3 separate regions of the Mus musculus genome follow, and regions 2 and 3 are each linked to region 1. The links are chromatin loops, found by intact Hi-C in ENCODE. Cell type or tissue: heart. All regions are shown on one strand. Links, peaks and the distances in the headings refer to the core of each region. The heading gives the core; the rest is flanking DNA.

What was found. Hi-C counts contacts between places; a loop is a spot of excess contacts. Peaks named below come from ENCODE experiments on the same cell type or tissue, not always from the same donor. Only the 100,000 strongest peaks of a DNase experiment are listed, where the experiment ranks them.
Region 2: a loop joins it to region 1, with 10 times the contacts of the local background. A loop is called at or near these places in 6 of 42 quality-filtered maps.
Region 3: a loop joins it to region 1, with 7 times the contacts of the local background. A loop is called at or near these places in 33 of 42 quality-filtered maps.

The regions. Positions count from the first base shown.
Region 1 is chr5:33,583,690-33,594,173 of GRCm38, reverse strand. No RefSeq gene overlaps it. Among named protein-coding and RNA genes, the nearest start is that of Fam53a, 41 kb to the left of the region's middle. In heart, for the core only: no CTCF peak of the experiment used is centred there; a DNase peak (open chromatin) is centred at 4,533; H3K27me3 peaks cover 750 bases.
Region 2 is chr5:33,491,868-33,502,351 of GRCm38, reverse strand. No RefSeq gene overlaps it. Among named protein-coding and RNA genes, the nearest start is that of Nkx1-1, 63 kb to the right of the region's middle. In heart, for the core only: CTCF peaks have their summits at 5,995 (motif pointing right) and 9,529 (motif pointing right); a DNase peak (open chromatin) is centred at 5,981; H3K27me3 peaks cover 3,751 bases.
Region 3 is chr5:33,390,335-33,398,334 of GRCm38, reverse strand. It overlaps Uvssa (UV stimulated scaffold protein A), which reads right to left. Exons shown (of 14, transcript NM_001081101.2): 6 at 6,479-6,591; 7 at 6,151-6,279. Among named protein-coding and RNA genes, the nearest start is that of Uvssa, 16 kb to the right of the region's middle. In heart, for the core only: a CTCF peak has its summit at 4,337 (motif pointing left); a DNase peak (open chromatin) is centred at 4,334; H3K27me3 peaks cover 485 bases.

The DNA.
Region 1 (10,484 bases), core at 1,350-9,349:
TCTCTTGTTATCCCTGCATATCTGGATGGTATGGAGGAGGGGGATTGTGGCCTCATACTCACGTCCAATGGGGGACTTGGATAGAGGTCAGAGGGTAGCTAGTCTCAGCTGGTCCTGGTGATGAGTTGCTGTCACCACTAGCACACCTTGCTCTCTTTCCAACACCTAAACAAGGATTCTGGTTGCACAGAGAAACTCTGCCCCTCTCATCATCATCCAGGATCAAGGCTGCAGACAGGCAGGTGGTGCCCACCATGGCCTCAGGTCCTCAGGTCCTCAGGTCCTCAGCCTCCAGCCCTCTGCACAGCCAGGAAGAAGCCCCACCCCTCACAGTAGCCACCAATCTGCCCCTAGAGGGGGATGTTGAGCTGGTTCATCCGCCATTCACTGCCCACTGCAGAGCCTCTCCCTGGTCCCTAGCTGGGTTTTGCCCCTTTAGGGGTACTAGATCCTGCAGAGGTTGCTCTGAGGGGTGGATTTCTGCCCCTGTGTTGTGTTGGTCTGGACGCAAGCCCACCAGCTGGAACCTAACAATACACCTCTTTCCATTGTTCCGCATTTGCGGGCTTGCACTTTTTAAAAATGTATTTTTAAGTTAATTTTGGTAATTTATATTGTCTTGAAATTGTCAATTTTGTCAAGAATGTCAACTGTATTAGCCTGTCACTTTCAATCTCCTCTGCCATTCTGACTTCCCTCTCCACATCCTTGTGGGCTTCTGTGTGCGTCTCTCTCTTTGCGAATTAGACTGGCCAGAGGTTTGTTTATTTTATTTATTTATTTAGAGGAACCAGCTCTTGGATTTACTGACAGGCACTCCCATTTTTCTTGTTTCCAATTCATTAATCCGCCTTTATCTTTACCCCCCTCCTGCCTCCTGTGGATTTACTTTATTGTTCTGTTTTTCCCTCCTTGTGTCGAATGTTTAGTTCATTTATTTTCAGTCGCTCTTGCTCAGTAATAAAAACATTTAAGGTTGTGAATTCTCCGCCAACTCCCTGAAGCTGCTCCACGAACGTGCAGTTGCTCTTCCAGTATAATTGTAAAATTGCCTGTCACCCGCCTTTTATTAACTCTCTGCCTTAGGAATAATTTAGGAGAGCATCTCCCAGTTTCCAAACCATCTGGCTTTAGCTTTTAGATCCTCTCTTGAACTTTTCAGGTTTCTTGCTTTGGTTTAAATAATGATGTCTATAGAGAGCTGTGTGTGTTTGCAGGAAGATAGACCCTCAAACACATATGTACATGCATGCAAGTATCATGTGCATCCTTGTGCTTCTGTGAACATGCATGTTTATACACTGCACGGCTCTACATACAAAGCCATGAATATGGGCCTAGATGGTGGCCGTGTGTGCCTGCCTCTCTCTGTGTAGGGTCCACAAACTCATTCGTATGTACTTTGTGTGTGCCTGCATACTTTTATGTACCTGTGTGTTTGCATGTGGGTCTATGTGTGCGTGTGTTTCTGTGTATACAATATACTATGTGTGTATCTGTGGAACTATGTAGATGTTTATATACTCAGGTACAGTCTGCATCCATATCCAAGCACATGTGTGTGCGTACATGCAGAATGAACTGTGGCTTTGGGTGAACATGCCATCTGTAGAGTCCTAGGACCTGTGAGCCTACAGCTGCCCAGTCAGGGCCTGTGAGACTCACTCCAGCTTAGTTCTCTCTCTCTTTCTCTCTCTCTCTTTTTTTAAAAAATATTTATTTATTTTTATACATAAGTACACTGTAGCCGTCTTCAGACACCAGAAGAGGGCTTTATATCTCGTTACAGGTGGTTATGAGCCACTATGTGGTTGTTGGGATTTGAACTCAGGACCTTTGGAAGAGCAGTCAGTGCTCTTACCCGCTGAGCCATCTTGCCAGCCCCAGCTTAGTCCTCTTGGTTGAGGGTTTCTGGTGAAATCCAGCATCATCTGGGGTGGTCTGAAGACAGGGTGGCCTCCACCTTGGAGCTGGAGCCTGCACCTGTGCCCATCACACGGGTCCCAGACTCATGGTACTGTCATGATCAGGGCTGAGGGAGGGACTACCAGAAATTCTCTAAACTCAGTAGAAGACAGACATCTTTGATGTTGTCACTGGCTCACCCTGAAGAGGCCACCTAGGAATGTGAGGTCTCTTGCACAGAATGTGTTAGAGATGGGCTTGGCCTGGGGGCCCTATGCCCTTCTTCCAGTTTGGCAACTCATCATTAAACCACAGAGCTCTATGGAAGGGAGATCGTCAAATACAGCGTTTCAGTCTCTCCTGATTTTGTTAATTAAAATAGTGAGTGGAGCTGGGGTTTTATTCTCAGCAAAGAGATTTTATTCTCAGCTAAGATGGTCATGTGACATCTTGGGTTGCCATCACACAATGCCACAGACCAGGCTGGGCCTTGATAACCTTTTCAAAGACATTGAAAGTAATGGCAGAATTTGCCATTTTAAACATTTTTTTTTTCTTTTTCTTCTTGAGACAAGGTTTCTCTGTATAGCCCTGATGTTCTGGAACTGTAGACCAGCCTGGCCTCTAACTGGGAGATCCACTTGTCTCTGCTTCCTGAGTTCTGGGATTAACTGTGTGCATTACAATTACCAGGCTCTGTTCCTGGCTGTTGGAACCCCACTCTCCCTCCCCATTATGTGTCCCTCATGTATTTGTCAGTCTCAGGACTGGCCCGTTTTATTCTTCATAATTTCTCAGGGTTTATACATGTCGTGGGAGTGCCTAGCTTTCATTTCTTTTTGAAGCAGAGCCATATGGTATCAAACTGTACACAGTTTCCTTACCCACTGATGACGGACACTGACGACGGGCTATTGTGAGTCTGTAAGCAGTGGTGTGCATGTGTCTCCTTGAGACCTTGCTCCATTCTTTTTGGTCTGTTCCTAGAAGTAGAGTTGCAGGGTCACATGTGATGGTTAATTACCTCGTCTGCCTGACAGTGATGTCCTCTGAGTAGAACCCTCACCTTGGTAAGATCAGCTGTGTCTGCTTGTGAACGACTGTCACAGTTGGGCTTGCTACCTGTTGGCATTTCCTCTTAGAAGGAGGGAGCGTGGAAGTCAGGGGTGGGACTGAGGTTAAGGGTCACACTCATCTCCCCCAGCACGGATGTTATCTTGAGACTGTTACGCTGACTTCACAGGCGCTCCCCTTTGCTAATACATATGAAACGCACTGATCTGGGATATTAATTTTATACATTGCTATATATGTGAACTACCTGTCTTCTTAAGACTTTAAAAATTCTATAATGTAAAATTAACCATTTTAAAGTGCTCAATTTAATAGCATTTAGTATAGTATATTCATAAGACTATGAAGACACCACTTTTCTCAGTTCCAAAACATTTTGCCCTAGAATGAAACCCACTAATGACTCTAAAATCAAACCCCCTGGAGAACTCCGCCCCAGCGCTGGGCACCGGGCACCTCCTTCCATCTGGATCCATCTGCAAAACGATTTGCTCAGCCTATACATGTATGTTTCCACACATTGTAGTTTGGGGGTTTTATTGTTGTTTTTGTTTTGTTTTGTTTTGTTTTGTTTTGTTTTGTTTTACTAAGCGTGTGTGCAGGAATATAAAGGTCAGAGGGCAACTTTGTGGAGCCAAGTCTCTCCTCCTACCTTTGCATGGGTTCCAGGGATGGGACCCAGGCCATCAGGTTTATACAGTGAGCATCACTGGCTCCCTCTCTCTCTCTCTCTCTCTCTCTCTCTCTCTCTCTGTGTGTGTGTGTGTGTGTGTACACTATATGTGTGTATGTGTGTGGAGGTCAGAGGACAACCGGTAGAAGTTGGTTCTCTCTTTCTACCACATGCGTCCCTGGTATTTGAACTCGGGTCATCAGGCTTGGCAGCAAATGCCTTTACCCACTGAGCCATCTCATAGGGCCCCACATTAGTGTTTTTAAAGCGAGTCCCAGGCCTGAGACGTGCTGGGCCCTTGCTGGAGGGTCTGGTAAGGTGGAGGAGGCTGTGTTGTGCTGTGTCGGGCACTGGATCAGCATGTTCCAGATGTAGCAGAGGCCCGATGAGCACAGTGCATGGTCAAGGGGATTTGGGGCAGTAGGGCATTTGGGGCCTTGAGTGACAAGATTGTCCTTGAGTCAAAGGAATCCTTGCATTCTGATGAGCCACCCCTCATCAGTGGGCTGAGGACACAGTGAAGACAGGTGTGGCCCTTCCTGTGATAGCCCAGCCCAATGCCACTGTGAAACTAAGAGCCTGGGCCTTGTAGTCTGGCCCTGTTGTATGTCATTCATTGTGAACCTGAACCCATGGCAGATGAACACTGGGACACATGATGCTGAGGGCAGAAAGACCCCAGATAGATGGAATGATCATGCCCAGAGGCCAGCCTGGCCTCCACAGCTCCCTACTCCTTCCTGGCTAGCCCCAGCCCTGACTTTAGGCTGGGGGCTAAGGCCTTGTGATTCTGCCTCCTTTGGCCAGTCTTCTGCCCTCAGCAGCCACTAGGTGGCAGCAGAGATCAGCCCTGGCAGTACCTGTGCCTTTGGCATGCTGTAGTTGGCCTAGCCTGCGGTGCCCCAGAACAAGAGCCTGAGTGGGTAATCTGACTTTCTGGACCTTTGTGGTGGAGAGAAAAATATGTCGTTCCCACCAATCTTGTGCTCCATGGGCCTGGCTCCTTATTCCTAGCTTGTCTAGACCCCAGGGTCACCCTGAAGGCATTCTAGGCTTCCTAGAAGAGAGCACAAGAGCATCCTGTAGCGCTATGGATGGGAAGGAGACCCCTACCCATATCCATGGAAACCAGTGCATCAAGGACTGTTCATTAGTTCAGGGAGGAGGAAGCCCTTGTGTGTGGCACCAGGTATAAACCCCTGACCTGTGGAATCCCCACTCTTTGTTGCGTGCTCCGAACTCTGAACACAGAGATGAGGAGACACTGCCTGGTGTTACAGCACACAAGCTGAGATGGGACTGTTTGTCAGAGTCATTTCAAGGTGGGTGGGAGCCTGTAGGTTCAAGTCCAGGCTCCCTGGTGTGATGCATTGTCCTATCCCATGCTGTTCCTACCTTACAGAAAGCTGGCTTCTTCCCAGGTAGGATCTACAATGAGACAGTTGGTGGCAGAGAGTCCTGGGCTCTGTTATCTTTTGGACCCTGGAATTCCTGTCCCCACAGTCCTGAGTCCTTCTATGCTTTCTCCACCAAGATAAAGCCATTCTTGCTCTGTCCCAGCCTGTCTTTGTAGCTGGCTGGTGATGCTGCTTTGTAACCAGTGACACGAATCCCTCAGATCCAAGTGTCTGAGTCAAGTCCCCGAGTCACCTAATGTGAATGGGGCTAGTGCAGATTCCAGCATCTTTCCCGGCAGGTGCGTCATTTCATCTGTCCTGCAGGATGGCAAGGATGCATGGGTGCCATTACCTTTCTGTCTGCGTGGAGGACTCCACCAATGAGGGTGCACAATGTCCCAGTGTGTCTGGGGTGATCCTCCCATGGGGGCTTCCTGGGTGACTTGCTCAGATCCTCTGAGGTGGTCATGTCCGGACACTAATTATCTTTGAAGCTCTGGGTGTGTGGAAGCATCTCCTCACCGAAATTCTGATTTGCTTGGCGCTAACAGGGATACTCAGGAATACCATACAGCCGAGACTCTGGTGTCTTTGCAACCCTGGGCCAGTCTTTTGGAGATTTATCTTCCTTCATATGTAGAAGAACGTTTGCGGACTGACCCAGAACACCTGGTAAGCCCTCGGCCAGCAGTGTCCTGGCAGTGATGTGGCATCTTATTCTAGATGAAGAGACAGGGTACAGAGAATTGACCAGGCATCAGGAGGAGGGGCCAGGGGCACTGTCCAGTGCTCATGGTGCCAGCTGGCCCCAGTCTTGCTGGGCACGGGCTTTTCTGTTCTTTGGTGATGGGAGGGGCCTGGCAGGAGTCCACTGGCTACCCCTGCAAACTGCAAAATCCAGGCTGCTCACAACTGGACAGGAGCCACGGAGACAGGAAGTCCTGGCTCTGAACCCCTTCCCCAGCAATGCTAGCACCTGGACCCTTGGACATGCCTTGTGGGTTCCTTGGGATGGAGCATCTGTCCTGCCTAGGGACTGTGCTTAGCCAGTTCCAGTGCGTCTCACTACCACTGGAGACAGAGCCCAGCAGCGCTGTCCTCCTCAACTTTTTTTTTTCTCCTCTCCAATTAATTAATTTAAATTGACCATTAAGTCAGCCGAGTTTTTGATTGATATTTTCATTAGTAGCCCTGTCCGACGCCCCAGGAATGTATGGTGATGTCCAATCTAGGGGCGGCCATGCTCCTCCTCGTACTGAGTTATGGCTGGCACCAGCGTGTAGCTCCCAGGGTAATTTGAATTCAGATGAGCTGCGGTGGCGTTCCGGAGGCTGGCGGCCGGCTGCTGACGGATGGCACTTGGGTTACTACAAGGTCACCGTGCAGCCGCCACCACACTAGAGGAGTGGGCCAGGCCTCTGGGGGAGATGGCCAGTCTCAGGGTAGGCAGCCACGTAGACCCCAAAGCTGCCTAGCCCTGTGACCCTGCCCTGTTATGTATGGCACAGTTGCAACCCTGGCTCTCAGCCTCACAGCCACTGTTCATTCAGTGCACCCCCCTCTGTGGAAGGCAGAGCCAGGAAAGCCCACGGCCGAAGGGCACCTGTCAGTGATGGCAGCAGGGACAGTGTGACATTGTCTGCCATGTCCTGAGGAAAATGCTCCAAGTCCTGTCACACCAGGTAGGCAGCTGGACCAGCTTCACTCCTACTGCCCAGCATGGGGACTGATGGCAAAATGTCATGTGACCCGCTGTGCACCTACACCGCTGTGGCTATTAACTATGGTACCAGTGCTTTGTTACCCATCGCTACAATAGTGCGAACACGATGCCTACTGCTTGGTTTTGGATGAGGATAATGGCTGGTTTGGCAAAGCATACAGCCCTGGCTCTGTGCACGCTCAGCCCCTGCTCCGTGCACACTCAGTCACTGCTCTATGAACACTCAGCCCCTGCACTTGGCACACTCAGGTCCTGCTCTGTGCACACTCAGCCCCTGCTCTGTGCACACTCAGCCCCTGCTCTGTGCACACTCAGCCCCTGCTCTGGGCACACTCAGCCCCTGCTCTGGGCACACTCAGCCCCTGCACTGGGCACACTCAGCCCCTGTATTATGCACACTGAGCCCCCGCTCTGTACATCCCTCCTGCTCTGGCTGCATGGTCACAGGAGGCACTGGCCGATGGAGGTAAATCCAGTTCTAGATGTAGTTGCTCCTGGGGTTGGAACTCCTTTGTCCTTGTGTCTGCCCCTTCCAATGTGAACTCGGTCACATGGCTGACCTACTAACTGAACAGGAACTGGGCAGGGAGGTACCTGTGTCCAGCAGGGATCTGTCTGTCATTTGTCTTCTGCTCTGCATTTCTGGTCTCACTTACCTGAGCATGGTGAGTGAATGAGGTCCTGAGAGAATGTGGATTGTTTGACACAGGCAGGGTCTTGCCAAGAACTGCAGTGTCTTGGATCCAGGGGCATGGCAAGCTTTCCTGGGTGATGTTCAGGGAGAGGCAAAGCCTTCCTCTTGTCTGAATGGGAATGTTGATGGTGTGTGCAGGAACCACCAACCACCGCTTCCTCCTCTGGGATGATGGCAGCCTGGAGCTGCTCCACTACAGAAATCCCCTCAGAGATCAACCAAACATGCCTCCTTGTTCAGCTGTATACAACAAGCCCAACTCCTCTATTCAGAGGTGTAAACTCATCCAGTTTCCCAGTTGTTACACTTTTGATACTGTATCTCTATCAGAGAGCACGCAACTCACCAGATCCCAGTTTTTCTGTGCATGTGTCTGTGTGCCTGTCTGCTCTTCATCCCTGCATCACCTCAGTCAGGTCTCCAGGACCAGTCCACGCAGGATGTGGCAATTGAAGTTGCCTTTCATCCGAAAAAAATATTACACCAGAAATGCCGATTCCTAATTTAAATTGTGACCCATGCCTAGTGGCATGATGGGATTGTGCACAATCTCGTGCCCTCTCACCCTCTGCCTGCCATGTCCACAACACTTGTGCCATCCCGTGGTTGCCTAGTAACCACCTGTTATCAGAGTCAGCCATTTCTGTATCTCTGTGGATACAGGGCTTGTGTATCCATGGTCTAAGGCACCTGTCAGGGTTTGGAACCCATTTCCCATATGGGGGACACAGTGACGGGCAGTGTTGCCTCCAGTGATGTAGTTATCCCCAAGGTTTCCATGATGGCAAGGCATCTGCAGGACCTTTGGTATGCCCAGTGGCTGGTATGTTGCGTGTGGGTGATAGAGTTGATGATGTTTTAGTTAGCATTGTTCTGTTGTTGATGGATTGGCACTGCTTTGGTGGTGATATTGATGGCAGTATGTTCTGGTTGTTAGTGATATTGGTATTGAGGGTGGGTGTTAGTCGTCCTGGTGGGAACACTGGCCTGTTGTGGTTGCTGGAGGTGTTAGCATTGCTAGTGTTATTGGTGGTGATGGTGGTGTGGTGTGCTATTATCGATGGGGGTGTGTTGTTAATGTTATTGTGGGGCTGTTGTTTGTTAGGATATTGGTAAGGATGCTGGTGTGTCGTGATGGTTTATTGGTGGTGGCAGTGTTACTGTTGTTGGTTGTGTGTGAGTGAGCCTGTACAACACCAAGGATCCCACTCTGTGAGGAAACATCCCTGAGATCTCATATCTAGAATCACCAACAAGGTGAGAGGAGAGGCCTGAGGCGGGCCCTGGGGAATATCTTATAGAAAGAGAGTCATTTCACTCAATACCAGCTATTGAACACACACAGAAAAGGTTTGTTATGGAAACAAGAAGGCACTTAATAACACATTAGTGTGGAGCCATTGAGACAAGAGAGGAGAGCCAAATGGTTATGGCTCAGAGGGAGTGGAGCTAATCCAGGAGGCAGCATTAGTGTGGAGGTTTCTTTCCTCTCTGCTCTTCTGCCCAGACCTATTATCTATCTGTCTGAGTTTGTCCTAGTTAGGACCCCCAATTCACCATCCACCCTAATTCCCATGGTTCCCGGATGGACAAGAAAGGAAAGAGGGTAGGCCATTGGTGTGGGCTGATCCTGTAGAACTCTGGGTCCTGCCCCACCTTCCCCCTGCACATCACTACAGGCCTCTTCCCGCTGCCCTGACCCACACAGGGTGCAATGGTGACCTCTTGCCTATATTGGCAGCTGCAGCCAATGTTGATGTCAATGAGCTACTTGTTGTAAGAAGGTGCTGGAACTGGAAGAGAGCACATGAGTGTGCCTAGCCTCAGCCCTGCTGCCCAGGGGGACCCTGGTCTGTTTGGGTGCCCCCTTCTTGCTTTCAGCCCCATTCTGAATGTCTGGTGTTTCACAGATGTCTCCATCCCTTTATAGTATCTGTTTAAGGGCTATCATGCTGTTGCTCAGGGCTCACCACTGTGGGTCAAGTCCAAGGCACTCGACTTAGGTCAGTAGGAAGCTGCTGGCCAGGGAAGAGCCAGTCTTTATATTCTACAGCTCCATGGCCAAGATCATGCCAGGCTCACAGCATGATCATACTCCAGCCTACTACTCATTACCGTAAGGCCCCAGCTCATAACCCAGACAAAGCGGAGTACCAGGGGACCTGGAGTTCTATGACCAGGGGATCTGGTCTCATTCTCCCCTCATGGCATCCAGGGCACAGAATTTCCCTAGGCTGGTTTCCCCTGGAGCTTGACTGCTCTTTGCCCACCGGCCTGTGTCAGGAGGAGCATCCTTCATGCCTGCTTGTTCAGTGCCAGCCCTTTGAGGCCCTGGCTCAGTTCCAGCTAACTCCTTACTAGGGTCCCAGCTGCCCTGTTTGTCACTCAAAGGTGATGGCTGACCCACTTCTGCCACCTACTCTCAGGACTTTGCTTGCCCTCACTTCTTTCCAAGGAATTCGTGTGACAGTTTTCCCACATGTCTTGTTGGTGCGTAGCTCAGGCCTCTACCTTCTCAGTGCCCCATCCATTTGCTCACTGGGCCTCTCCATGCCAGGCAGATGCTTCCGGTGTCAGCTTTCGCTGAGGGTTTGCCCTTTCCCTGGCGAGGTGACACCGGTTGTGTGCTGAGAACTTTCCAGTGCTTCCACCTTTGACCTGTGCGAGGATCTGCTGTTTCCGATGCTGAAGGAGGGGCATGTCTGCAGGCAAGGGTCTATATCTACACAGGATGCTGACGCTCCATGATGCTATCTTTCAGAATATCAAGATGATCCCAGGTAACAGAAAGCTAGGGGTTGGTCACTGACAGACCACTCCAGAAGAGTGACCAAAGAAATGTGAATGAGAAGAGAAGCGGCTCTGGACAGAGCAGCCAGAGATTGCTGAGAGCTCTTCATCTCTGGGAACAATCTAGAACCTGCATGAGTGAGCCTTGAGGCACAAACCGGACGAGTTTCACAGAACTCCTGACAGAGGCTGAGTAAGGCAGGCAAAAGGACAGTGACAAAGGGACAT
Region 2 (10,484 bases), core at 1,532-9,531, 92 kb after region 1:
TCAGTTCCACTTAAGATTCCATTAGACCAGTGTCGGTGCAGTAAGTAATGGACCATAAAATTTAATTTGGAAATGATCTTGCGCTGTGATGGAGCGATAGCGCTCACAAAGGAGGCGGGCGGCCGTGGCTGCGGGCTCTGCGGCAAGACGGCAAATTCAAAAGGAGCTGAAGCTATTGCCCCAGAGAACATGTGTTCCGGCTTTCTTCTCCTTTCTCGGGCCCTACAGTATTTAAAAGTCAGAATTGACCAGTGTAGCTCCGTGTAATTACAAAGATCCCCTTATCAGAGTCTCTTTGCTGGCGCCTGGAAGAAAAGGCCTGATCCATGGGCTGTCTTGGCTTCATTTACATGCATGGTAACCCGGTGGCCTCTCGTAATCACTTAGGACTCTGAAGCACTTGGGCGGTTCTTTCTGTCCTGTCTCGAGCCACCCACCTGCCGCAGCCACTGGTGTGTATGTGAGGGGGGATGGGGGCAATCTGGGATGCCTGCAGCAGCCTCTGAGGCTGGGAGAGAGTAAGTCTCCCCAAGCTGCCCTGGCTTTACTTAGGTCTTCTAGTTTCACCCCTCACTTACAGGGGGATGACTTGAGGATGTGTGTGAGCTTCTGAGGACAAGGCAGCAATGTGGCCCTTGCTTCTGGCCACGGTTCTCTGTGTTGCCGGAAACCCTTTAGGAGCTGGTTTAAGGACCCTGTAGCAAAAGGTCCTAGCCTCAGTCCTGCTCCAATTACGGGGGAAGATGTCTCACTAGAGACCCAGCAGCTTGATCTCCGGGTACCATATGGAGCAGGCTGGTTCCGCTAGCCCTGGTCCCAGCCCAGAGACCCTTGAGTAGTGGCCTTGGTGATTCTCTAAGTGGCCAAGCTTCAAGTCCCCTCAGCACAAACGGGAGGTGCCAGCTCACTGGGAGACCTGCTACTGTTTGCCAAAGCCCCTCCTCCTTCCGGGGGCGGGGCATCAGGGAAGATGGTTGCTGCCCTGACCATCACAAGGTCTGTGTGGAGGTGGGCTGCCTTCCGGAGAGCGCCACCTCACAGCCAGTGCCCTTCCAGCTACTCTGGCTGCCTGCTTGGCAGACTGGACTCTGCTGAAACCCCCTCCTGGAAACAATCCCTGAGGTGGTGGCCCACCTTTAAACCTGGGAAGAGCTCCATGCTGGTCTCGGAGGCCTATCCCTACTGTGCACACTTCCAGTGGCTCACCTGGCCTCCTCGGATCTAGACCAGGGCACATATTAGAGACATTCCCCACCCTGCACCTAACATTGACCCCTGAGATCAGGAATGACCACAAATGCGTGTGGCAGCAAGGACTGATCTGCTGCAGTATACGTAGTGGAGGGGCTTACAGCCTGAGAGCCCTAGAAAGGGGCGGGTGTGTGTGTGGCTGAGTGAGGGGCTTCTGCTTCGCTCCCACCGGTCCTCCCACCTCTGGGCTCAACAGAAGCCCCCACTCTCCCACCCTCTGGGCTCCAGGAAGCGTCTAAAATTAATTCCTGTTCCCCGGCGCTAGTGACCCCCGATGTACTCGGCCTCCACGGTGCTCGTGAGCAGCCGGCTCGGCGTCTTATCTCCAGAGCAGCCTCATTTGTTACTTCTCGCTGAATACACCCACTCCCATTATTTCTGTAATTCTTGGCAATAACAGCCCTTCCCCTAATGAAACCTGCATTATTGGAAGGTTGCTGTTCTGACCCGGCGGGGATTAGCCGTGTACTCTGTTATTGCTACATATGTAATTGTATAATTGATTTTAAAATTTACTTTTGTGTCCCCACATCATAAAGTAAGCAGCCCATTAGTGAGAGAAATATAATTAATATATCTCTGTGGGCTCCCACCCCAGAAGAGGCCAGTGGGCTGTGGGTACAAGATTGTGGGGCAGCAATGCATACACGGGCCACCTAGAGCTGTGTTTTACCCTGCCTGCCCCTCAAGCAGGATGGGGTCCTGGTGCTCGCTTTGTGGGTGGAAACCTGGAGCCTACTGAGGAACTTGGAGATGGCTGTAGAAGGTAAGAGCTGGGTGGGAAGGTGAGGTCATCTTCATTGCCTCTAAGGCCACATGCTGCCCCAGATACCTGCCCCTAGGAGGGTACCCTCACTACAGCATCGCTCTGCCCTTCTCTGCCTTTATGTCTTCAGGGTGCCCAGACACTCTGGGTTCCTGTTTGTCCCTAGCCCTACCTGACCCAAAATTCTGTGGAGAAAACCCGCATACCTCTGGCAGCAGAAGTCAGGTTCTGTCAGAGTGGTAAGGTAGACCCCTGCCCTCCAGGACCTCCAGCCAGGCAGTATCCTCAGGGTGGCCCTGGTCTCCATGCTATAGGCAGTTAGCACTGGCCCAGAGTCAGACCTAAGAGGAGCCTGCAGAAGAGGCGGGCAGTGGGAAGTACTTCCTGTCACCGAAACACACTGTGACTCCCAAATTAATTCCTCTTCTTTTTATGTCAGTTTCCAGGGTGTCAGCTCACAAACCTTGTTTACTCGCGGTGCGTTCTGTTTGGTTACAGCCCCATTTTGGAGGTGTGTAGCATCTGAAGGTTTGTGCCGCACCCCATTTGATCCACCCGGTTTCCCAAAGAATAGACCTGTGTTGAATGCACACAGCCATGGCTTCTTACAACTCTGTGACACTCTCGGACCGGTGTCCTCAGGGTAACCTGCACATGCGCTGTGGTACACACATCAGATTCCCTTCTCTGTAAAGCCCAAGTACTGTTCCACTGCATAGCGTCCATGTCGTGTTTCTCAGTTATCCTGTCCACAGATGCTTCGTGGCTTCACCTGCTGTCACGGTAATTCCCACTGTCTACTGGCACCTGGGGTAGGTGTCTAGCGTATGCAGACATGTACCACACCAATGGGCAAGGTCACTGGTTATGACAAGAAACAGAGATGGAGTGAGGGCTGCCCAAGCACTGGACCACCTCTCTCTCTCCCCAGGATGGGCCCCTGGCCAGCTGAGCTGGTTGGGAAGGTGATGAGTGCTGCATTGCCCTTGTTGTACCTAGATAGCAGTTGGTCAGGTGGAGCTGATGGCCAGGACAGTGGCCCGAGGAAGGTTGGAGCCTTACCTGCTCAGTGTACCCAGAGCAGTTTCTCTGGACAGTAGACACGGAAAAGTAGACAGTATAGGCCAAATGCAGTAACATATACCTTTAATCCCAACACTGGGGAAAAAGAGGCAGAGCGGGCTGCTCTCCGTGAGTTCAAGGCCAGCCAGGCCTACCTACACAGCAAGTTTCAGATCAGCCTATCAGTGAGACCCTATCTCAAATAAAGAAAGAAAAGCAGACAGCTCAGTTTCATTTAGTTCCGTGGTCATTCACCCTGGTCACCTGAGTGTCCCCACCTGGCTGTCCCAACCCCAGGTATGTCCACACCGTTGACATGAAAGAAGGTGAGGATTGGTCTTGAAATCATCCTTCTAGTGTGGGAGGCCCTACCATCCTGAGCTTCCAGCAAAGGGATCTCTGAAGCAAAGCTAAGGTGTGGGGGTGGTTTCACCCCATGGAGGGGGAAGGACAGACTCTGAGAGGCCATTGCTAAGGCATTGTAGGAAACAAGTTTCGTTGAGACCGGGTGACATGTCACCATGTGACATTCACAAGGGAAAAGGCTGTGGTGGGATTTCAGGTAACAGGGGTCCTGAGACCCTGGATGAGCTGTGAGGAACCAGACATAGAGCCAGGATATTTCAGGGGTCCTGCCGTTGGACCCTAACACTGTATCATCTGATTATCTGAGACCCTTGGAACCAGCTGACTCCCACCCCCAAATCCCAAGAGGTTCTGGGTAGGCTTGGACAGGGCTGAGGTTGGGGCAGAGAGCCACTGGGTACTGGAAGCAGTGGTCTCATTGTTGCCCAGTAGCTTCCGATCACCCAGACGCCGTTCTCTACAGAGCCAGCCTGGCACTCTGCCCTTGCCTGATGTGTAGACTGCACCTGTCACCTGCAGGATGCGGACTACTTAAAGAGCCATAAGTCACACATTGCAGCGCTTTTGAAGAGGGCTACTGAAGAGTGCACTTCCCCTGCATGGGTGGCTCTGTGACAGGATCCATGTGCAGGAGTCGGCCACTTCATCACAGAGACGGAGAGCCGCAGTGGAGATTGTTCTGCTTAAAAAATGTGGCAACTTGCAAATATGTTTTTAGAAGCAAGTTTATTACAAACTGTCCCATTGGGAGAATTATGGGACTCTGTGTTCATCCCTCAGGGACTACAGCATGGGATTGTTAGGGGAATTTATTCTAGGGAGTCAGGGAGGGGTGGCTGTGACTAAGGGCTCCCAGCCTGGGTCCCTTCCAGGGACAGCCTCAGCTTCCTCCCAGCCTGTCCACCAGTGCCCTACACAGTATGCCCTTGAGTCCCTGGTCCTTCAGTTTTCCTCCTAACAGGTGCCCTGATGGGGACCTCTGATAGCAGACTGTGGGATCCGGTGGTAGGCTTGGGTTCTGGAACGTGACATCTACAAGTTGTCTCAGAGGAAAAGGCAAGTCTCCCACAGCACACTGTATGTCAGACGGCCCAGGCCCCAGGTGTGAGGTCCAAGTTTGTCTTCCTTTCTAGGGAGCTGAAACCTGGCTGCATAGACTGACAGGTAAGGAGTCAGGGGTGAAAGCCAGCCACTCAGTGCTTCTTCCTTGTTCTCGACACCCCTTCCGTAGCAGCTATCAGGATGTCCCCCAGCAACTGGCCACTCTATTGTCAATGTAATATGTCAGGAAGGTGTCACTCCTGAAGTGGGTTATGAAACAGACTGCCCTCCGTCATGGATACGGCTCTAGGTCTCCCTTTCTTCTCTCCCGTGTCTTTTGTCTTTTTTACCACTGGCTCTGGTGGGAGACAGCGGCTCATACAGGTCAGTGTGGTAAGGAACAGTGTGGCCGAGAGACAATGAACACCATGAGCTGCTGGCGGCTGGGAAGGGATTCTGCCACAGGTCAGCTTGGGGTGCCTAATTGTGACCAAAGTTTGCAGCCACATAAGGTTTGTTTTCAGCCACTGTGATTTCAGGTGATTTGTCATAGACAATCAATACAACTGTTACCATCACCAACACACTACATAACCATCAGCACCACCATCATCTCCACCACCATCATGAGGACCATTACAGTCATCATCATTGCCATCAGCATCTCTACGGTTACCACCATCACTACCAGCACCAGCACCATTACAGTCGCCATTATCACCATCATGGGCATCGACACCATCTTCATGACCACCATCATAAACAATGCTCCCATCACCATTGGCAGCAGCAGTAGCAGCAGCAGCAGCATCTTCACTATCAGCACCATCTACACCATCACCATAACCACCGTTATCACCAAATTCAATTGTCATGGTCACTGCCATGCTTTTACCCTTGTGCCTGACATCACCAATGCCATCATAGCCTTACTATTACTCCTGCTATCCCTTTCTGATCTGCAGTGCTTTATACGCTTGCACCATAATAATCAGAAAGCCACTGAAAGGTGCCTTACCTTGCATGGGCCTCCTTACTGGCAGATGACAAAGCCCAGGCGCAAGGCAAAGTTTCTTCAACTTTATCGGCAAACTGATTCCCTCTGCGATGGCCATCTTCCCTCGGAGATGGGCCTTTGATGCCCATCTTCCCTGGAAAACACATAGAAGGGAACACCCTCACTGCCTGGGCCAGCAGAAAACAGAGGAGAAGTAGCCTCCTCCTGAACACCATGACTGCTTCTCTGAGACCTGGCTAAAGCTGACTCCACTGTTCCACCTCTTTCCCGTTAGGCTAGATGTTACAGGATCCCAGTCAAATAATATTCATTGTCCAGACTCCAAGTGTGATGGCTCACCATGATCCCAGAGGTCTAAGCGGGGACTTAGAAGAATTGGGACTGTCTTGGAAGGCTGCTGCACATGGCTAGAGCAGGTACCCACATTGGCTCCTTAGCCCTGTTCATTCAAGAGCCTTGTCCCCTCTGCTAGGGAGCCAGCTGCCACCAGGTGGCGCTCACCTTGCTTGGTGAGCAGCCTATGCCTGTTCTTGCTTCCTTGGGGACCAGCTCACAGTGGCTCAGGGCCAGCTGGAGCAAAGGCATGCTTGCCCTGTGAGGTACCCTGTGCCCGGTCAGAAGCTGTGGATCTGTGAGCAGACCTTGTGTCTTGTTCAGGGACTGGTGTATCTACCCATGAATGCTGGCCCTGGGTGGAGCTCTGGGCTGGTAGCAGATGCCCTCCTGGACTCCCCTCTGCCCCATCCCACTGCACTGGGTTCTGAGAACACAGGAAGGCTTGAAGTGATCTGCTGGAGAATGTCTGTCTGTTGTGGTGTGAGGGCGTGAAGGCATGGATGACTGAGCAGCCCAACCTCCATTATCATCCCCTCCCACTACCCACAGAAACCAGGTCGCTTTCCTTCAGGCCTGCATTGCCTACGAAAGTGGCTAACATGTGTCCCCTTTAACCAGGGCCATTAATTGATAACACTTAATTAATCTGCCCAGGAGAGAGATCAAACGAAGATTGTGTCCCTTGGCAGCCACACGTATTGACTTTGTTATTCCAATTAACCGCCAGGCCAGAAGGGTCTCCAGAGAGAGTTTTAACCTTTGCATCACACCGAGCTCTCTGCTGGGCTGCACTGGTCTCCTACCAGCTGAACAGGCAGGCTTTTCTGGCTGTGCCCACCCAGCCCTCCCACCGGGCAGCAGCCACCCTCCCCCTCAGAGTCCACCCGTGTGCTCATCTCCAGGCCAGTGTGGCTGCCCACTCGAGGAACTGCTCACTTGCAATTAACCGACTTATTTGGAGCTTTTTTTTTTTCCTTCAAAGAGCAATTAGATTTCTGCAGCCTTTGGAGAAAGCAAATGACCCGGAACAAGGCACCTTATAAATCAAGCCTTGAGGGTGGGTGAATCCCTGCTGTGGCAGGTGCCTGGCTGGGATGTTGCCCTGAGTGAAGCCTGTGCCCACAGAGATGCTGTCTGTCGCAACAGAAACCCTTTGCCCCAAGGGTGGGGATGCACTCTTGCCCCAGACAGCCAGGCCCTGTCTCACTGTGAAGATTGGAGCACAGATGAGGTGGGAAGCCTGGAAGTCCTTCTTCTTGCCCCTAGCCTCCTCTCACCTCCACGCCTCACAACCCAGCATCTGCACTCCTTAGGCGCTGTTACTTGTAGATATAGCGTCTGTGCCTGTAGCAGTACTGCCGTAAGGATGTTCTTTATGGCCATGCCACAGAGATCAAAGACATCTGTTTCTGGTAACCATCTGCTCCCCAGGACCACAGGGGGGTCTGCTCTCTGTGGCCACAGGCTTCCTGAACACTGCAGGAATATCTGCAAGATTTGACAGGTGACCTTCAGTTGCCCACCCTGGGGCCAGTCAGTCACCAGGTAGGAGGAAGTTGGCCAGAGCAGTCCCTTGCAAGCCCATCACTGCAGACAGCTACTGGCTGTGGGGTTCGGGAGTTGCCCGGGATGCTTTCATGTTGGGAGAGGGTGTTGGGAAATTTTCAGGTGTCAGAGCAGAGCAAGTGTCTGGAGAGAAGTCTAGCAGGTAAGGCTTGGGGCTGGCCAGGTTGGGTCACGTTCATCCTTAGGAGAGCATTATTTTCCCCAAAATGAACAGTTTTGTCCATCCGCTGGTGAATGAGGAACAAGAGGCAATCTACTCATGGAATACTAATCAGCAATGAAAAGGAGTGTAGGAGCTTAGGACCAGTACCCTTGAAAACACACCGACAGATGAATCCAGCTACAAATCTGCACGCTGCCTGATTTGCACTGGATTTTAGAACAGGAGATCCAGAGAGTGGAGCTTAGGCAGGGTTAGTGAGGGCAGTGGTTGCCTAGCAGGAAAGAGGCTGTGAAGATGGTTATAATACTCTGAGCATACTTAAGTATCTTAGTTACACTTACTTTGTGTGCCTACATATGTGCGAATGTGTGTATACCGTGATATGAATTTCAGAGGACAACTCATGAGTAGCTGGTTTTCTCCTTCTAGGAGACTGGAGATCTCAGAGATTAAACTGAGGTCATTTTCAGGCTTGGTGATCCTAGATCATTGTCACGTTTGGCAGCCTAGTCCTTTACCAGTGAGCCACCTCATCGGTGAATATACTTTAAAAACAGTTACAGAGGGGCTGGAGAGATGGCTCAGTGGTTAAGAGCATTGACTGCTCTTCTGAAGGTCTTGAATTCAAATCCCGGCAACCACATGGTGGCTCACAACCATCCATAAGGAGATTTGATGTCCTCTTCTGGTGTGTCTGAAGACAGCGACAGTGTACTTATGTATAATAATAAATCTTAAAAAAAAAGTTACAGAATTAAACAACTTGACCTGGTTAACGTCATGTTTTCTCTTTTCTTCCTTTCCTTTCCTTTCCTTTCCTTTCCTTTCCTTTCCTTTCCTTCCCTTTCCCTTTCCCTTTCCCTTTCCCTTTCCCTTTCCCTTTCCCTTTCCCTTTCCCTTTCCCTTTCCCTTTCCCTTTCCCTTTCCCTTTCCCTTTCGTTCTTTCGTTCTTCCTTTCTTCCTTTCTTTGTTTTGTTTTGTTTTTCGAGACAGGATTTCTCTGTGTAGCCCTGGCTGTCCTGGAATTCACTCTGTAGACCAGGCTGGCCTCGTACTCAGAAATCCTCCTGCCTCTGCCTCCCAAGTGCTGGGATTAAAGACGTGCACCAACACTACCTGGCATAACTTAATGTTTTCTTCATTTTAACTCATATTTTTCTTTTTTGGCTTTAAAAAAATAGATTTATTTATCATGTATGTAAGTACACTGTAGCTGTCTTCAGACACTCCAGAAAAGGGCATCAGATCTTGTTACAGATGGTTGTGAGCCACCATGTGGTTGCTGGGATTTGAACTTAGAACCTCTGGAAAAGCAGTCGATGCTCTTAACCATCGAGCCATCTCTCCAGCCCTTTTTTTTTTTTTTTTTTTTTTTGGCTTTTTAAGACAGTGTCTTTTTATGTGTCCCTGGTTATCATGCAACTCAATATATAGACCAGGTTGGCCTCAAACTCAAGAGCAGCTTGCTGCTGCCTCCTGAGTGCTGGGATAAAAGATGTGCACTGCCACATTCAGTTTTTAACTCAAATTCAAAAGGCAATTTTTAAAAAAAGAGCTAGAAACAGATAAAAGGTTTGAGCAGTACTGTGTGTGTGTGTGCTGGGATGGAAGCCAGGGCTCCCACACTTCGGGGCACGGAGCTCAGCTCTGAGCCACCGCCGAGACCTCTGCGCAGTAACTTCGCCACAGATGGTTCATGGATAGCAATGAGCATGTGCAGAGGCGCCTGACATCACAGATCATCAGGGACTTCAAGTGTGTGCATCAACTAGATGCCAACCACATCCACTGGAGTGGAGAAGTGACTCTCACTTGCATGCTACTGGACAGTTTGGGAGGCACAGAAGTTAAGTAAATGTCTGGGCCATTTCTTTTCTTTTTTAAAAGATTTACTTATTTTTACTTTATGCATGAGTATTTTGTTTTTGCGTGCCTGCGTACCACACTTGTGCAGTATCCATGAAGGCCAGAAGAGGGCGTCAGATCCCTTGGAATGTAGCTACAGACAGTTGTTAGCTGCAGTGTGGGTGCTGGGACTCAAACCTACATCCTTGAAAAGAGCAGCAAGTACTCTTAACTGCTGAGCCATCTCTCTAGCCCAGGGGCTGCTTCTTTAAAAGTTACACATACAAGGGCTGGAGAGATGGCTCAATGGTTAAGAGCGCCTGCTGCTCTTCCAGAGGACCTGAGTTTGGTTCCCACACCAGGTAGCTCACAACTGCCTCTAATTCCAGCTCCAGAGGACGCCTTCTGGCCTTTGCTGGCATCTGCACGCATGTGGCATACTTATACAGACACAGAGACATACATATAAACAGAAAATAATTTTTAAAAAGCTACATGTTCATCTATCACTTGATTCAGTAGTCCTGGTATCAAAGGGACACACCATCACTTGGTTTTACCTGGAAGACCCGGAAGATTCCCCAGATGTCTGTCCACAGAAGATTTGACCACCAGGCCATGCTGCTCTGAATGCTACAAGGGATAAAGTCCAAAGCCAAAGAGGCTAGAGGGCCAAGTCTGCATAAAATCCTAGATGAAGCACTGGGGGCCGTGGTCGCTGAGAGGAGTCAGGTGGTGGCTGAGGACATCCGGCTTGGAGAGACCCTGTCAGAGCGTATGCTGCTCACACTGCAGATCATGCAGAAACCATAGGCTTCAAAGATGGGAATTTGTTTGTGTACGTTATATTACATAAAACTCTTTTGAGACAGAATCTCACTGTATAGTCCAGGCTGGTCTAGAGACCAAGATCCCCCTGTCTCAACCTCTCACCTGTGGGGATCACAGACCAAGCCTGAAGTTACCCTGGGGCTCTTTGTGTCACTATCCGTGACCCTGTGTATCTGGGGGGTGGAGACTGGGCCTGCCCTTTCTCTGTCCAAGAAATATCTCCAGCCTGCTGAAGGCCT
Region 3 (8,000 bases), core at 1-8,000, 190 kb after region 1:
CCTACCCTTGAGAATTCAGTTTGACGAAGAACCCCACTGTCAGAGAACTTCCTAGAAGTGGGGCCCAAGGGTTGAGGTTAGCCTACTACATAGTATGAGGCAAGAAACCTGGACACATATGCCTAGAAGTCCATTTCCGGAGCAAGGCTAAGGCTAGAATTCTCAGCTAGATCCAAACAAAAAGTTAGCAAGACAGCTAGGGAGTCAGATGCTGTCAATCAAACTGAGGGCTGGTAGCCTAGGTGGCCACCGGCAAGGTGCTCTGGGTTTTCTAATGTAACTAGCCTGTTCTGGGGACCATATATACATGCTCTCAATGACAAGGCTGTGTGAATGATCAGAGGCAGGGAGAGTTATCATGAATGAGGTTATGTGAACTCCACACTTTAACATCCAATGAAATGTGAAAGCACTAAGCATTCTTCCTAGGAGTTTGCAGAGAAGGCCAACCACACAAGAGAGAAGAATATCCTCTCTTGTTTGGGCCTACAACTAACAGCTTCCTTCTAGGATTAGAGCAGGTCCCTCTCTGTGCCTTGGTTCCCACCTCAGGTGAGAGCAGGTGGCTAGCCTCTGGAAACATGAGGCCATGCTATGCTGTGTGGCCTGCCTCAAAGATACTGGGCCATGTTCATCAGGCATCCTCTCCATCTAGGGCTTCAGGAGGGGCCAGGACTCATACATCCTTGGACTGGTTTCTCAACTGTAAAATGGAGGAAATAATCTAATAGGGGTACTCCTAGAGTAAAGAGGTAACATGTGAGAAGGTGTTGAGAGCTAGCTCATTCCGGAAAGACAAATGATTGGGCTGGACACTGGAGCCAGGGAAACCAAGACTAGATTCATACAGTGGAGGGTGGGAGGGTATAGGCTGGTCCAGAGGCTGCTGAGCTGTTTTCTGCCATCCTTGTGAGCTGATCTCATAAGAACTTGTGTTCAAACCCCTCCCAACTCTCTGCTGTTGGGCGTGCTTGGCCTTCAGTGTGATGGAGGGAGCATAGCCCTGAGGAGGAGGCTGTTTACGGGCCCTGCTGCTGCACAAGGTCCCGCAGGCTGATTTAGTTTCCCTGCTTTCCCCGAGTGTGCCTGACGGTTCAACATTTCATTCCCTGGGTTTTCTGCTTCTGTCCTTTTCACCTACAAGAAGCAAATCCTGCAGAGCCCAGGGAGCCTTCTTAACTTAGCCTTCCTGCAGGGGAGGATCTGGGCCTGGGGAGCTCCCAGTGTAGCACCCATAAGCCTGGGAGTGAGACTGATCTGAAAGGCAGGCTGGCGAGCACCCAACCCAGAAAACAAGCAACGCTGCACAGCGTGCACCAAACAGACGGATTCCCACTGCTGCAAGAGAGCGAAGATGAGACCATGGATCCATCAGGGTGGCTGCCACATGGCCCACGAGACTGACTTGCACAAAGATGCATTTATAATCACATGAACAAGTAGACCAACAGTCCAGGAAGGAAGACCAGCTGCTGACAAGTCAGACTTGCCGATGTCTGAAGTCACCGCTCTGAGCACCACTTGGTGAGAATTCGTATTTTGTTAATTACACAATACAAGCTAACCATGATCAGAGCTACATAATGAAAAGGCAGGCAATTTAAAAGTTTTCAAAGGATTTTTATCAGTGTAAATAATGAGGCCGCCATGGATTACTACAGCTCTTCTGTAACAGAGCAGTGGAAACCAACTCGACCAAATGGCCCTGCACATTGATCCGCTCGAGATTTATCCCCAGCCTGCCTTCAAACTGAGCTGAAGGGAGCACACTCTGTAAGGCAAATGCTTAGACGTGTTTAAACTGGTTTAAGTATTTCTGAAGACAGACCATCTGTGTCAAAAGGAAAGCAATACTGCACAGAAACAAATAGCAACATTCAAAGGGGCTGGACTCCATGGATGCCAGGGGGGAACAGGCTGGACCAGCGCAGCCTGTCCCCACCCAGCCTTCCAAAGACAGCCTGCACCCATACCAAGTCTCACCTGCTGTTTATGACTGGCATTACTGTATTTGTTTCAATCTCACACATTTGTTAGAAGTTCTAAAATGTTTAAATCATGCATTATTGAATTAGTGTTCCTCGCTCAGCCTGTTCTACATGAGGAGTTAACGATGCCAATCCCGTGCTAAATGGGGAAACACTAGGAAATGATTTCAACCCTCCGTAAATTTTATTTGGAAATTAGTGAACACCTCATCATGATTTCTAATTAAAACAGCTCTAATTAACATAGACATTCATTAGCCCTCTCCATGCCCTTCCCCCACAAGACACTGTGGTGCAGCAACCTTGCAAGGAGCTGCCCACCAGCTGCAGGAAGGGCGGGCGATGTGCAGATAGGCAGTTGCTGTATCTATTCTGAGAAGCACTGCTCACCTGAGCCTGGGCGCTGCCACTCACAGACCGGGAGCCGCCAATCACTTCATCTACAGACAGCGACTCACTCGCTCTCCAGCTGCGGCAAGCAAAATCTCCAAGGACTTCAGAACAGTGCCTTTCGTTAAAAATCAGTTTGTAGAGACAGGTCTGGGAAGTGTCCATTCAACTGACAGCAGCGCTGAGCAATACCTGCCTTCCTACTGAAGGGACGGAGGGCATCATCAATCCAAGGGCTACCACCTTCTCAGGCCTGGGCTAATGTGCTGACCTATGTATGTGACCAGAGGACTCCCATAACACCGTGAAGGGCCTGCCTTCACAGCAGGTCCTGCAGGCACAAATGGAAGTAGCCAGGCTTCAGCTGTGAGGCTGCCATCTATCTGCTGAGATGCACAAGGGGTACTAATCTGGGTAGGAACAGGCTAGCAGCCACTGAGTGGACAGTGGAAAGAGGACAGACCCTGGGTATCACATCAACCTGAATGCCCACTGTGTACCACAGAAAAACTGCATTCACAGTGTTACAGTGCTGGGTCTCCACTCTCATGCCTGTGTCTCATGGGAGTTAGGAGATGGCCAGTGAAACTGCCCTCAGTCCTGGCAGCCAAAGTACTGACATAGTCATGCTATGACCAGTGATGACTTACTATGAGCCCAATACCCCTTACGCCACAACAGAAATCTAGGACTGCAGCTGGATTAGGACAGCTAAGAGGAGTCAGGGCAAGCTACTTAGTCTCTTTTTGGTGTAATACTAGGGATTAAACCTAGTGCCTCAAACATGCTAAGCTGCACTCTACCACTGAGCTAAATCCCCAGGACTCTTTGTATTTTGAAACAAGGGCTTGCTAAATTGCCTAGTCAGTCCTTCAAATCACTCTATAACTAAGGCTGGTCTTGAAGTAATGATCCTCCTGCCTCAGCCTTTCAAGTAATTGGGAAGACAAGCTTCTATATCCAGATCCAGTTTCCACTCAGCTGCCTTGAATGCATGGCTGTTACCATACATTGCGGTATAAGCACACAACATGGATTTTTTTTGACCTGGGCTCTGGGAATGCAAGCTGCTGCCCCTGAAGCTGGCTGAACTAAACGCAGAACCCTGACCCAGGAGGTTGCATGTCTTCACCATCACCCACAAAGGCCTCATGAGTGCCCTGTAGGTCAGAAGAAGACTGCCCAGGTCTCCTCTAGCAGCCAACCACTCAGCAGTCAGGAAATATGGAGATAAGAGACGAGGGTAAGGCAACAGCACACACCACCACCCAGCTTTACCTTCCTGACAAAGCTGCAAGGCAAGGAGAACAGCCAGGTTGCTAAGACCCTTAGGGCTTGCAGTCCTGCCAGCCCCAACACTGCTGTTGGTCCCAGTAAGGAAATGCAGGCTAGCAATACCTAGGCCTGGCAAAACCCTTCTGTACTACCCAAGAGTATTCAGAGCTCTGTGGTCACTCCCTGGAGTACGAGCTATCCAGGGATGTTCCTACACTGCCAAGGCCCTCTAGCAAGGTGACTGTCCCACAGAATGAGTTCTTCAGGGAGGAAATGGGGTACACAACATAATAGTGACGTGGCCTCACGTCACAGGCTGGTTGTTAGGTCACCCTGAAAGGTAGCCCCATATGGCGCAGCCTTGGCCAAACTGATCGCTGATGACTACGGACACTGAGTTTAGAGAGAAAACAAACTCTTCCTGACAGCTGCAGTGAGGGCCAGAGTTGTCACTTTCCTCGTGGCTATAGAAATGTTCTCCGCTGTAAATATATTGCTCAAAATTAATAAAGTTGACTTAGCTAGGTAACATAACAAAATGTAACTCTCATAAGCTGTTAACGACACATACCACACACTGCCAGACAGCCTCAATTATGGCACTGTATTCCCATGATTGCCATAAACTCAAGCACGTTGGCTGACTGAAAGAGGAGCGAGGTCGCCCTCTGCTGGCCCACATCACACACGACCTCTGCAAAGCTGGGACCATCAAACAGCTGCAAAAGTCAAGAGCTCCCTCCTGTGTCCTCTGGCTCCAGCACCTGAACTGTATCTTCAATGTACCTACTGGCTGCCACAGACTGGTCAACATGGTGCTAGACATGGAGTGTTCTTGATTTTAGGCTGGAGCAATGGATGGCTTCAAATCCGATCTTTCCCTCAGTAAAGACAGAGTTAAGTCCACCTCAAAGCTACTTTCCAAAATAGAATTTATAAGTCAGACTGCCCAGGTCAGTTGAACCACTAACCTCTAAGGCAGTGCTTCTCAGCCTTCCTAATGCTGCCATTTACAGTTCCTTGTGTTGTGGTGACCCCAACCAAAAAGTTGTTTCCTTACTACTTCACTTCTGTAATGTTGCTATTCTTATGAATCATAATGTAAATATCTGATATGCAGGATATCTGATATGTGACCCCTGTGAAAGGGCCATTTGACCCCTCAAATGGTCGCAACCCACATGTTGAAAATCTCTGCACTAAGGCAAGGTCAGGGACTAAGCTCACAGTTCAGGTTTGGGATTTGGGTTCAGAACAGGAGTCCATGGGGATGTGGCAGCTCTGATGTCTGTTTTCTCTGTAAACCAGCTGAGAGGAGCCAGTGAGATGTCTCAGCAGGAAAAGGCACTTGCTAAGGACTTGAGTCCTGTCCCTGGACCTACATGGTACAAGGAGAGAACACACACACACACACACACACACACACACACACACACACACACACACACACGTTAAAACTGAGAGAAACTGAGAGCTGAGAGAAACATGGGATGATGATGAGCTTGGAGTTCTGGAAAGAATTGGGTGACACAGAGAGGCTGGACTGTGACAGTTTTGTGTCTTTCAACTAAATCCCAAGACCCAACTCCCCTAAGACCAGCCATCCCCTCAGCTCTGTGGTCACCTATGCAGAATGCCAGTCCCATGTAGCCCAGATACAGGCGCTCTACTCCTACTCCTCCGAGGGCAGCGCCTCCTCCAGGCGCAGCAATGTACTCTGCCTTCCAGCCAGTTCCAGCGTACCTCGCATGGACGGCCTCTGTGACCCCGAGGTCACTACAGGACTGTGTCTTTGCTCACAACTGGCACCCAGAACACATGCCTACACCTCTTCACCTCTCTCTGGCCCTGCCTGGACTCCCATCTCTCTAGCCTCAGCAAAAGGACCCATGTATCCCTCTCTGATCTATTTTAACTCCAGATCCTCACTTGGGGAGATACAGTACCTTGCCAGCCCCCTGAATCATGAGAGTACCCTGTTGTTGCTCACAAACAACCTGGCCTAACAGACAGGCAGTCTTCAGGTCTCCACCCAAAGTGCACGGTGTTCATGCTCATCTCTGACTGCTCCTGAGCACTCTGTAGGTTTTATTTTGCCCGACCTGCCCAAAGACACGAGTCCCTATTTGCTAGCAACTCCCCAGAAGTCCCCACCTATTTAACACAGCCTGATTCTTTGGGGGTCTCGGGAGGAGCCCTTGACACATGGGTTTTCAGTACTTTCAAAGTATCCTTGGCTGAACAGACACCAACAGCAGGAATGTAGCGACCATGGCATGAATGACTTCATGGGAAGACTTGCTGAGGGACAGGACAGAATCCCAAGCCAAGAAGAGCAGATGGGTCCTCTCTTGGGAGAGGCTGATCTGAAACTCCCATCACAGAACTTAGTAAGGAAAAAGCCAGAATCCTCTGAATCTGATGACGCCTGACTGTTCAAATGGCCGAGTGGAGAGTCCTGGGACCTTTCAGCCTCAGCTCCATGAACTGAACTCACCCTGCTCCTCTGTCCTCTCCCAGGCTCAATGTTCAGTTCTTCATACTTCTTCAGGGCAAGTTCCAGTTCCATTTTCAGGTCAATGGCCTGTTTTAAATGTGCACTGTAGGTCCCTGCACGGGTAAACCGCTGTAAAACAAAGAATGACTCACAATGGTTCCGGACAGTCCCCAGACAGCCCATGCCCCTTCCTGTAGGAAGAGACAGGGTGCCAGGGAGAGGGAGAATGCTCATTCCCACCCAGGACAGTGTTCTTGCCTTCCACAGCCTTGCCTTGCCTGGGCTTTCAGCCCAAGTTCACTGCTGCAGGCCGAATGCCCTGCCTCACCTGGACCCAGGAGCACACAGTTGGCAGAAACTTGTTCTGGATGAGTTTGAGCGAGTCCCGAGCAGCATGGAGCACAGCAAGGTTGTCTTCATTCTCCTGAACCTTCAGACCATCTAAAACAAGGCAAAGTAAGTATCGTGGTTTGAATATGCTCAGCCCAGGGAGTGGCACTATTAGGAGGTATGGCCTAGTTGGAGGAAGTGTGTCATTGTGGGGGTAGGCTTGGAGACCCTCCTTCAAGCTGCCTGGAAGCCAGTCTTCTCTTATCTGCCTTTGGATCAAGATGTAGAACTCTAAGCTCCTCCAGCTCCATGCTTGCCTGGATGCTGCTGTGCCTCCTGCCTTGATGGCAATGGACTGAACTTCTGAACCTGTAACTCAGCCCCAATTAAATGTTGTCCTTTATAAGAATTGCCTTGGTCATGGTGTTTCTTCATAGCAGTAAAACCCAAACTAAGACAGAAAGTCACAGAGGGATGCTGAGGCTGGACACATAGCAGAGGCCATTAAACCCACTGGAAACGTGACTCCTAGCTGGTCTCAGACACTGAGAGAAAACAGTCTTTAATCTCAATCATTCTGGCTCCATGCAGACATGGCTTCCCACCCAGAGGGCTAGATCTCGCAGAGCCGCCTTCTCTTGCCTCTTCTCTCAGGACTGCCCTCACCTTAGTCCCAGGGTCTCAGTGACCCCTGCCATTCTGCCTTTCCTTGACAGGTCCTTCATTTCTTTCACAAGCCCTGCTAGGCAGGGCCTCTAGAAAGGACCTCTCTAGCACCTGGATGAGTACGAGGCAAGGTGCAGTGCCTCAGAGACACAAACTTGAAGCTGTGGAATCTGGAGAGCTCCAGGCCCTTTCAACCATATCCCACATGGTGAACACATGTACCTATGAGGATACCTGATTCAGCAACGATGGATGGATGAACAAGAAAACACCTCTGTAGCCAGGCAGTGGTAGCACACGCCTTTAATCCCAGCACTTGGGAGGCAGAGGCAGGCAGATTTCTGAGTTTGAGGCCAGCCTGGTCTACAGAGTGATTTCTAGGACAGCCAGGGTTATACAGAGAAACCCTGTCTTGAAAAACGAAAAGAAGAAAAGAAAAGAAAAGAAAAGAAAAGAAAAGAAAAGAAAAGAAAAGAAAAGAAAAGAAAAGAAGGGCTAGTGAGATGGCTCAGTGGGTAAGAGCACCCGACTGCTCTTCTGAAGGTCCGGAGTTCAAATCCCAGCAACCACATGGTGGCTCACAACCATCTGTAACAAGATCTGACTCCCTCTTCTGGAGTGTCTGAAGACAGCTACAGTGTACTTACATATAACCAATAAATAAATCTTTAAAAAAAAAAAGAAAAGAAAAGAGAGAGAAAGAGGGAGGGAGGGAAGAAGGGAGAGAGAGAGAGAGAGAGAGAGAGAGAGAGAGAGAGAGAGAACGAACACCTCTGTAGCCCAAGGCTGAAATCCACGGCCAAACACAAACACAATGCTGTCTGTAACATGCTGTCATTCTAAACACAGCAAGA